Regions from separate parts of the Homo sapiens genome. Here all the other regions are linked to region 2. A link is a contact called in ENCODE Hi-C or POLR2A ChIA-PET data. All regions are on one chromosome and are shown on one strand. The core of a region is the stretch at or near the end of the contact, and the rest is flanking DNA. Distances in the headings are between cores, read along the strand shown.

The links. Hi-C counts contacts between places; a loop is a spot of excess contacts on that map. ChIA-PET counts read pairs that join two places held with the same protein, here RNA polymerase II (POLR2A). Pooled maps may share reads with other maps.
Region 1: a pooled map shows a loop between it and region 2 (3-fold over the local background). The contact joins two enhancer-like sites. A Hi-C loop is called at or near these places in 5 of 168 maps with a recorded cell type or tissue (CD14-positive monocyte, astrocyte of the cerebellum, endothelial cell of hepatic sinusoid and 2 more), 1 of 37 single-sample maps with no recorded cell type and 4 of 50 pooled maps. POLR2A ChIA-PET finds 5 or more read pairs at or near these places in 4 of 52 experiments (AG04450, GM12878, SK-N-SH and 1 more).
Region 3: a map of B cell shows a loop between it and region 2 (7-fold over the local background). The contact joins two enhancer-like sites. A Hi-C loop is called at or near these places in 2 of 168 maps with a recorded cell type or tissue (B cell and vagina), 20 of 37 single-sample maps with no recorded cell type and 7 of 50 pooled maps. POLR2A ChIA-PET finds 5 or more read pairs at or near these places in 4 of 52 experiments (B cell, RWPE1, activated B cell and 1 more).

The regions. Positions count from the first base shown.
Region 1 is chr9:133,861,585-133,864,323 of GRCh38, reverse strand. The region is part of intron 2 of VAV2 (vav guanine nucleotide exchange factor 2); the gene reads left to right. Among named protein-coding and RNA genes, the nearest start is that of SARDH, 120 kb to the right of the region's middle. RefSeq lists enhancers at 898-1,720, 1,721-2,544. Within about 2 kb of position 1,408, at least 16 of the 41 ENCODE cell types and tissues checked have a DNase peak (open chromatin) inside an H3K27ac peak, as active enhancers do; they include CD14-positive monocyte, where a contact is called at or near this core.
Region 2 is chr9:133,820,908-133,823,618 of GRCh38, reverse strand. All of the region lies in intron 4 of VAV2 (vav guanine nucleotide exchange factor 2), which reads left to right. Among named protein-coding and RNA genes, the nearest start is that of SARDH, 84 kb to the right of the region's middle. RefSeq lists enhancers at 416-505, 846-895. Within about 2 kb of position 1,303, at least 3 of the 41 ENCODE cell types and tissues checked have a DNase peak (open chromatin) inside an H3K27ac peak, as active enhancers do; they include B cell and CD14-positive monocyte, where a contact is called at or near this core.
Region 3 is chr9:133,785,623-133,788,322 of GRCh38, reverse strand. It overlaps VAV2 (vav guanine nucleotide exchange factor 2), which reads left to right. Exons shown (of 30, transcript NM_001134398.2): 16 at 1,063-1,077; 17 at 2,438-2,547. Among named protein-coding and RNA genes, the nearest start is that of SARDH, 49 kb to the right of the region's middle. RefSeq lists a silencer at 375-534 and enhancers at 821-1,373, 1,645-2,054. Within about 2 kb of position 1,327, at least 5 of the 41 ENCODE cell types and tissues checked have a DNase peak (open chromatin) inside an H3K27ac peak, as active enhancers do; they include B cell, where a contact is called at or near this core.

The DNA of each region.
Region 1 (2,739 bases), core at 159-2,658, 41 kb before region 2:
GGGCTCCCCAGCATGCCTGGTCGTTTTGAGTGGCACATCATTCCTCTTGTCTTTCCTCCCTGTTCCTCGTCCCCAGCACACACACATTCCTTTCCTCCTGCCCCGCGGCTGTCTGCGGGAGAGGGAGGGAGGCAGGAAGGGAAATGCAGCTGTGCGTCTTCATTCGTTTGTTAACTGGGACTCGGAACAGACGAGGTAATAAAAGTAGGGAAAATGTCATCCTTTGACATTTGCGATATCGGAAGAGTCGGCTGGGGCTGTGGGCTAAGAGGTGTTTGATCATTGCCTGAGAGCCGGGCCCCTGGGGACACCCAGCTCTCTGTCTGTCCTGGGAGTGGGGTGGGCACAGCCAGAGGTGCCCTGGGGAGCTACTGTAGGGCATCCCTCCTCCTGCAGGGAGGTACTTCTGCTCCTAACCTTTCAGGCCAGTGGGTTTCACATGGGGCCGGCTTTGCCCCATCTGACCCCATGGCTATCTCAGGGGTCCGGTGTCTGCTCCAGCAGCCCCTGCCCTGGGTTTTGGGTCACTGGAGTGTGGTTCCCCGTGGTGGACTTCTGAGCTTCCCCCCATCCCCAGTGCCAGCTAGGAAGCCTGAAATTCAGGCCGATGGAGGGCCAGGGCTCCTCCAGCATAGCTGGCCATGCTGAACCCATGGAAGGGGCTGCCCCATCGATGCTGCAGGCCCTCCAGAGCCCTTCATCAGCTGCTCGTGACACGTTCATCCTGGGGCAAAGCGCCCCAAGCTTGGGGCTGAGGCTGCTGTGGTCATAGCAGCTGTAGAAATTGTCCACAGGGGCCACAGATGCATGGACGCAGGAGAACCATGTTCTGGCCTTGGCTGGCTCGCCCGCCACGCCTCCTCTCTGTCTCCGGTTCCATCTGTACGACCCGGTTCCATCTGTACGACCCGACCTGGGGCCTTTGCGCTGACTCCAGGTTGACAAACAGGTTCTTGTGTGTCAGCGCTGACCGAATGCTGGTGCCTCCTTAGACTCCACGGAGGAGGGCTCTGGGCCTGCGCCCGGCTCCTCGGAGGGATTGATCAGCCACGTCTGCCGCAGGAGGTGTGTGAGAGGGGGCTTGGGTGCCCTGTAGTTGCCAAACCCTTTGGGATCTAACATTCTTCCAAATAACTGTAAGGACGTACAGCAATATTGCTTTCATTTTTGTTTTCCCTAAATGCTTAGAGCTCTTAAAAGCCAAAAACACTCCAGAGCCAAGTTCCTCATTACTTGTGAAAGGCCCCTTGTAGCATCAGCATGGGAGTGCGGCTGGGCTGGCCGCATAATGGGCCCATCGAGTCTTGTGTGAGGAAGCACAGAAGGACCCTGTCCTTCCATGACCCCAGCTTCCCTGAGCGCCGGTCCCGAATCACGAGCACGTACAGGAAGGCAGCACTCAGCCGCCGCCTCCTTGGTCGAACCCGCCGTCTCTATGGTTCATTTTCTTTCCTCTTCCCCTTTTGAAAATTGCTGCTGGAAGCGGAACAGGCTGAAGGGAAGCCTGGGGAGTGCATCTGGCTGGGGAGCTTTGGGCAAGTGACCGATCCTCGGTTTTCCTGTCTAGCAAATGTGCAGCGCAGGATGGCCTCGTGGGGTTCCCTGGTGTGGTGTCCGGCACACAGAGCGCCCTCTGGGCTCCGTTCCTATGACGCCAGCACCCAGTGGAGGGTGTCTATGAATTCGGCACGTGGCCGTCGTGGGCCTTTTCTTGTTGCCCACCCCCAGACACACACGTACACACATGCACATACAGCTGCGCAGCCGTGCAGTGCACACAGACTTGTAGCACGCACAAGCAACATGCACACACGACCACACACGCGAGCTGTCACACACATGGACTCACAGATGTACTTGGTGCGATTTCAATGTCGAGGCCGCACCTGCCTCCTCAGGGACTGAGTCTGTCGCTCAGGAGCTCCATTCACCCCGTGAGTTGTGACAGCTTCCCGCCCATCTCATGTGTGTGACAACCTGTGCCCCTGGGCCAGCCAGCTCCCTGTCCCCCACCGCGGGTTCCCCGTATTCATCTGCAGAGCCTCTTGCTCTGTCTCCGGCCTGCTAGCCACCTGTCCCTTTGGAGATCTGTGGAGTGGCTGTGTTGGGCTTTCAATGCCAGGAGACAGGTGGGTCCTGCCTATCCAGAGGAGGCCCACATCACGGGGCAGGCCGGTTAGGGGGAGCAGAGGGAGGAGGAGCGGCTACTGCTTCTCACCAAACCTTCCTCTTGACCAGTCTGCCGGCCAGGGGAGACAAGGAGAGATCCCGTCATGCCACTGTGCACCTGGAGCTCTTGACCTTCTGCATCCCGAGCCCTCCATGGAGCCAGGCATCTGTTTAAATGTCATGCAAGGGAGGGCTTGAAGGGAAGCAAGCAGCACCCTGGGATATTTGCATGTGGGTGGTGCCCTGGCTGCTGGGTGACTTTGGGCAGGTCACTTGACCTCTCTGGGCTCCCATTTCCTCATCTCTGAAATGTGTTGGCACCTACTGTGAACACGAGCTGTACTTAGTAATATGGTACCTTGCAGAACAGCAGCATGGGATGAGTGAGCCCTTTAAAGGTGGCCTCGGTGAAGCCCTCTGGCAGCCCCTGACAAAACAGACCCTTTCTGGGTGAGAAGCAGCTTGGGAGTTGTTAGCAGCATGGCCACAGGAGCCGGGAGTGCAGCAGTGCCCCGCAAATACCAGCACATCCAAATGACAAGTTTTGCTCAGCAAATACAAAACAAGTGT
Region 2 (2,711 bases), core at 54-2,553:
CCCTCCCCCTCTAAATCGCCCTCCTCGTGCTGTTCTGGAACTCCAGGAAGAGGAAGACTTCTCCCTTTTGACGTTATTTCCCTTGTATTCAGCGTAGATCTGACTGACACACAGTGGCACTTAAGAAATATTGCTCTAAAATGAACAAGCGTCACATGCTGGGTTTTATTGTAGAAGTCCCATCACGTACGTAGTATCTCCTATATCGATTGCCCAACTCCTATTCATTCTACAAAACCCAACCCACAGGTCACCTTCTCTAAGAGGCAGCCCCCAACCCTACCAGGCTGAATTGAAGTTCACCTTCACCAGATGCTTAGAAAGGACAGCAGGACAGTCTCTGCCACCAACTTTCCCTTGTCTTCCTGCTTCTGTTTCTCACTGCTGAGATAAACGCTCCATAAGGGTCATTCATAAAGGAGCAGAGCACAGAGAGGACACCTAACTAGGCCTGGGCCTGGTTCACTGTGGTAGGAGGAAGGGCTGGGGATAATGAGGTCCCGAGAGCATTCACGATTCCCATACTGGAGGATCTGAGCCATAGGTCCATACGCTGTTCGACAATCCCTGCTCCTGTCCCCTGAGAGCCAGGCCCTGGGCTTTGCCGCTTCATCTCAGCCCTCACAACTCTGCAAGGTGGGTGCTCCAGCCCCCATTTTGCAGTTGCACAAATTAAGGCTCAGAGAGGGTAGGTGACTTGCCGGAGGTCACACAGCATGCCTCACATAGCAGAGGGGGAAATGAAACCCTGTGCTGTGGCCCGGGACATTCCCCTGGGCCTAGTCCTTGTGACCTGGCCCAGGGGCTGTTCTTTTTTGGTTCCTGAATATTTTTAGATGGTGGGAGGCTCTTTTACTGCTTAGAAAGAAGCCCCCAAAAAGAGGGAGTTACGGCCAGGAGGGACAGTCCGGTGGACGGGTCTCCTTCCGGGAATCTGGTAGCTGGGGCCTGTGCAGGTACCCGCCTATGTGGCTTGGCGAGCTGGGTGACTCTCATGCCCTCTCTGAGCCCTGGTTTCCCCACCTGTAGAAAAAGCAAGGCCTCCCTCCCTCATGGGTCGTGGTGAGGGTCTGCCAGGGCGTGTGAGAACAAGCTCCCTGATGTGTAAAGCGGTTCTTGTCTGTCTGTCTGTCTATCTCTCCGTCCGTCCTTCCCCACATGCACACCATCCAGTTCCCAGCCGGCTTCTTCAGAGGCTCGATGCGCCTTCTCTCTGCTGCCCCCACCCCAGTCCCCTGGGGATGAAGCACCCTGAGGTGTGGACGGAGGTCAGGAAACATCCGACTCGGTTTCCTAGTAACACACTAATGGCAGCTTGGTACCCTGCTTGGCAGCATCAGACAGCCCGGGGCCAGTGCGGCGCATCCCAGCCTGTCAGCAACACTATTTTATGTCCGCCGTAAACACACAGGCTCACCAGGGGCAGAAAGCAGAGTTTGTTGGTTTTCTTTTGATTTTCTGTGGGCGGCGGGGGCAATGGCCTCTGAGCAGCTGCCTTTCTGTAACAGAATCGGGGCAGGTGGGCGAGGTTGTTGGGCTGGGGCCTCAGGGTCTCGGGCAGAAGGTGAAGGTGGCAGGTTTTGCCGTCCCTGGAGAGCTACAGCCGTGCTCGGGGCCCCTCCTGGAAGATTTCAAGCTATTGTGAGGACAAAAATAATGGTCGGGATTTAGCATCTGTCAGCGCAGCTGACTCCCAGAAAACAGCAGGAGTGAAAGGATGAGACGGGGCAGGAAGGAAGGAGGGGTGGTCACTGGCCTGGGGTGGAGGGAGCTGGGCTGGGGCCCAGGTCTGGCCGTGGAGGCCCATTCACGTCTGGGCTTCCACATTCCTGCCTGGCCATCTCGGGCCTCCTCATGGACCACTGGACAGAGAAGAATGATCCCTGAAACCCACAAAAGCAACACAGCTGAGCAGGAACTAACGCAGCACCAACCCCCATCCAACTTTTTAGTCTCCTAGGTTTTAAAAAATCTGTCATTTTTAATGCTGACCACACTATGTGTTGAGACCGGCCCCTGTGCTAAATGCCGTCTCATTGAATGAGCCCCTCCTTTCGCCCTCTGGGGTGATAGGCCATGCTCCCACTTATTGAGCACCTACTGTATGCTCAGCCTCTACTGGTCTTGTACATGATGGCTGATCCTTGGAACTGTCACTCTCCTGTTGCAGATGGGAAACCGAAGCTTAGGTTATCCTGGTTGCAGTTACAGAGCTAGAAACAGGAAGGGCTACAAAGACAACCCTAGTTTCCCTCGCTGCCTCCCCTCCAGGGGCTCAGGAGCGACAGTCAAGTTCCTGCCAACAAGAGACCCACTGCGGCCCGCCTGTTCCGAAGTGATGAGGACTGGCCTGCTCTGTGGACCAGACACTGGTGTGGCATGGGTGTGGAGTTTTTCCACGAAGTATAGCCTCTGATGACACGGAGCCTCCACACGCTTCTTTCTAGCCGAGACACTGATGTGAAAAGGATCAGTGTGTGACACAGCAGCCTGCCACAGAGCCACAGGAGAGTGATGTAATTGTGCCACGGAGATTCCAGAGCCACTTGCAGACGTGGCAGGGCCTTGAGGTGCTTTTCAAGGACTGGGGGAGAGTGGGCTGGGTCCAGAGGGAAGGCACGACAGCCCGGCCCCTCCCCTGTGGGATTGCGTGGAGGGCCATGTGGGGCTGGCGCTCTGGTTCCGTGTGCCGCGTCTTCGCTGAGTTCTCG
Region 3 (2,700 bases), core at 78-2,577, 35 kb after region 2:
GGAACGTGGGGGTGGCCTGGAGAGAGGCACTGGGTTCCAGACCCCAGGGGAAGGGGACTCGAAGTCAGCCGCTGATGCTGGCCGGGTGGGTTGGGGTGGGCGTCTCCGCTCTGCAGGAAGGCTCCTCTCTGAGTCACTGCCTCGCCGTCGTGACCACTGCTCATAGCAGGCCTGCTCCTCGCCGGGCCCAGCGCCCCCCAGAAAGGTGGGCAAGACCAGAATCCCACTCCCCAGTGAGGCGACTGAGGCAGAGGGGAGAGGCCACCCCAAGGCCTCTAGTGAGGGTGGGACTTTCAACCTTGGCTTTCCATCTGGCCAGCCTGACTCTAGCCCATGTTGTCCCTTGTAGCAAGCAGGCTTTCCTCTCCCGTCCCACCCTGCGGTGCTTGGAGGAGGGCTGTGGGTAGGTCTGGCTGTGGCTTGTCCGAGACTCTACATGTAGCTGGCTGGGGCCTGTGGCTGCTGGGGTGGGGCCAGGGCTGCAGGGGTGGGGCCTGTGGCTGCTGGGGCGGGGCCAGGACTGCAGAGGTGGGCCTGTGGCTGCCAGCGGGTGGGGCCAGGGCTACAGGGACGGGGCCGAAGCTGCTGTGGGGCAGGACCATGGCTATAGGGCTATTGCTGGCTGGCTGTCTGGTTCAGTCCTGCTTCAGCTGAGGCTTCTGCCCATGGCACTTGAGCAGCTACCGTGTGCAGCCCTGGTGGGGTGGGGGGCGGGGGTCAGGAGCCCTTGTTCTGAAAGTCCAGTCCCTGGCCTCCAGGGCTGGCAGTGTAGCCCTCGTCCAGACCCAGCAAGTGCAGACTGGATGAGCTGTTGAGGGTGACCCTCCCTGCCCTCATGCCCAAAACAAGTAACTGGGGCCCATGAGGCAGTCCTGCCACCAGCACCCAACACTCTGGGAAGAAATTCCTTTCCCCACTGATCACCCCACCCCCAGCCTGGGCACTGGGGGGTGTTCCACCTGCCAGGGCTCCTGGCGCCTCCACACTGCGGCACCCACCACAGGGCCGGGCTTAGCCTCTCACTGACCGTCTTCCCCTTCCTCTCCTCTCCATGCTTCCTAGTCTCACGGGAAAATGGTAAGCACCTAGCGCCCAGGTCCTCCCACCTGCCTCAATCATCCCAGCCTGGTGCTGGCACTTCTGCCCGGAGCCAGGGGACCCAGGGGCCTGAGGGGCTGGGCTCAGGGTTTTCTTGGTCCTTCGTCCTCCACTCCCTTTCCCGATGATGAAATGATTTGTATTCATGATGAAAGGCTTGCCCGCTAAGACAGTGTGAAAGGAAAACTCCGTGATCCTCAGTCCCTGGAGCTCGGGGTCAGAGGCTGGGGTTTCTTGGTCTCTCTTCAGCTCTCCATCATCCTTTTTGTTTTTCTGTGTTCTCTCCCTCCTCCCTCCCTCTTTCTCCCCTTTTCCTCTCTCTTTCCTTGTTTCTTTCCTCCTCCCATCCCCGCTCCACGCTTCCCCTCTCCATCCCTCCCTTCGTTCCTCTTTCCCGCCATCTTTTCTAACCCAGTAGGCTCCTATTTGCCAAACTCTTTTTTCTGGACCACTTTGAAAGCCCTTTGTCCGAGAGCTCGGAGAGATGGCGAGGCCTGTGGGGTGGCCGAAGGGGAGGCAGGGAAGGGGGCAGTTGTGGGTTGCTCAGTCGGGGATGGCTTCACGGGGGGTGCCCCAGGCCCATGGCTGTTCCCTGCCTTTTTGTTGTTACTGTTCTACTTCAGAGAAGTGAGGTTTTTTTAGCATCACATTTAGGAAGTGAAAGTGGGTGGTCAGGCCTCGTGGAGGGGCCCTGGGTGGGGCCCTGCGCTCATCCTTCCTGGGATCCTGCCCCCGCTTAACATGCATCTACATATGCACTCGGTGGAGCATCCTCGCACATGGGCGCAGGCAGGAGTGCAGACCTGCCCAGGCATGTGTGTGTGCACCCACAGGAGAGCACCCACAGGAGAGCACACACAGGAGAGCACCCACAGGAGAGCTCACACAGCATGGGTGCATGTGCATCATACGTGTTAGTACATGTGTGTACCTGCAGGGACAGATACAAGTGTGTGTGTGCACATGCTCACAGGAGCACTGGGCACACTCATGCACAGGTGCACACGCATAGACACGCGTGCAGGCACAGATGCACACCCATGCACGCAGGAGCACACTAGTATGCATGCAGAGGTGAAGGCACAAGCGCATATGTATTCTCACGTGAGGGTATGGGCACACAGCTATACATGCATGCATACAGAGGCACGTGTGCACGTACAGCATGGGCAAGAGAGCAGGTACACACGTGAGAACATGTGTTCACACAGGCACAGGCACCTGTGCACATATGCATATACACACGTGCACATGCTGCACAGGCGAGAGTACACGTGGACATGTGCCAGGATGTCTGAAGCCGTGTCTATTGCAAGCATGGCCCCTCTCCCCCCTGCAGTGGTCCTACGGCTTCTACCTAATTCACCTTCAAGGAAAGCAGGGCTTCCAGTTTTTCTGCAAAACAGAAGATATGAAGAGGAAGTGGATGGAGCAGTTTGAGATGGCCATGTGAGTTCCAGGGCGGCAGCCCCCAGGTCCCTGGCAGATGAGTTGTATGGGGGGTGGAAGCCCAGGTGGATTGTGTCTGTGGTTCCTCTCAGACCAGGGGCGGTGGGAGGCAAAGTTGGAACGTCAGGGACACAGACAACCTCCATCACCCCT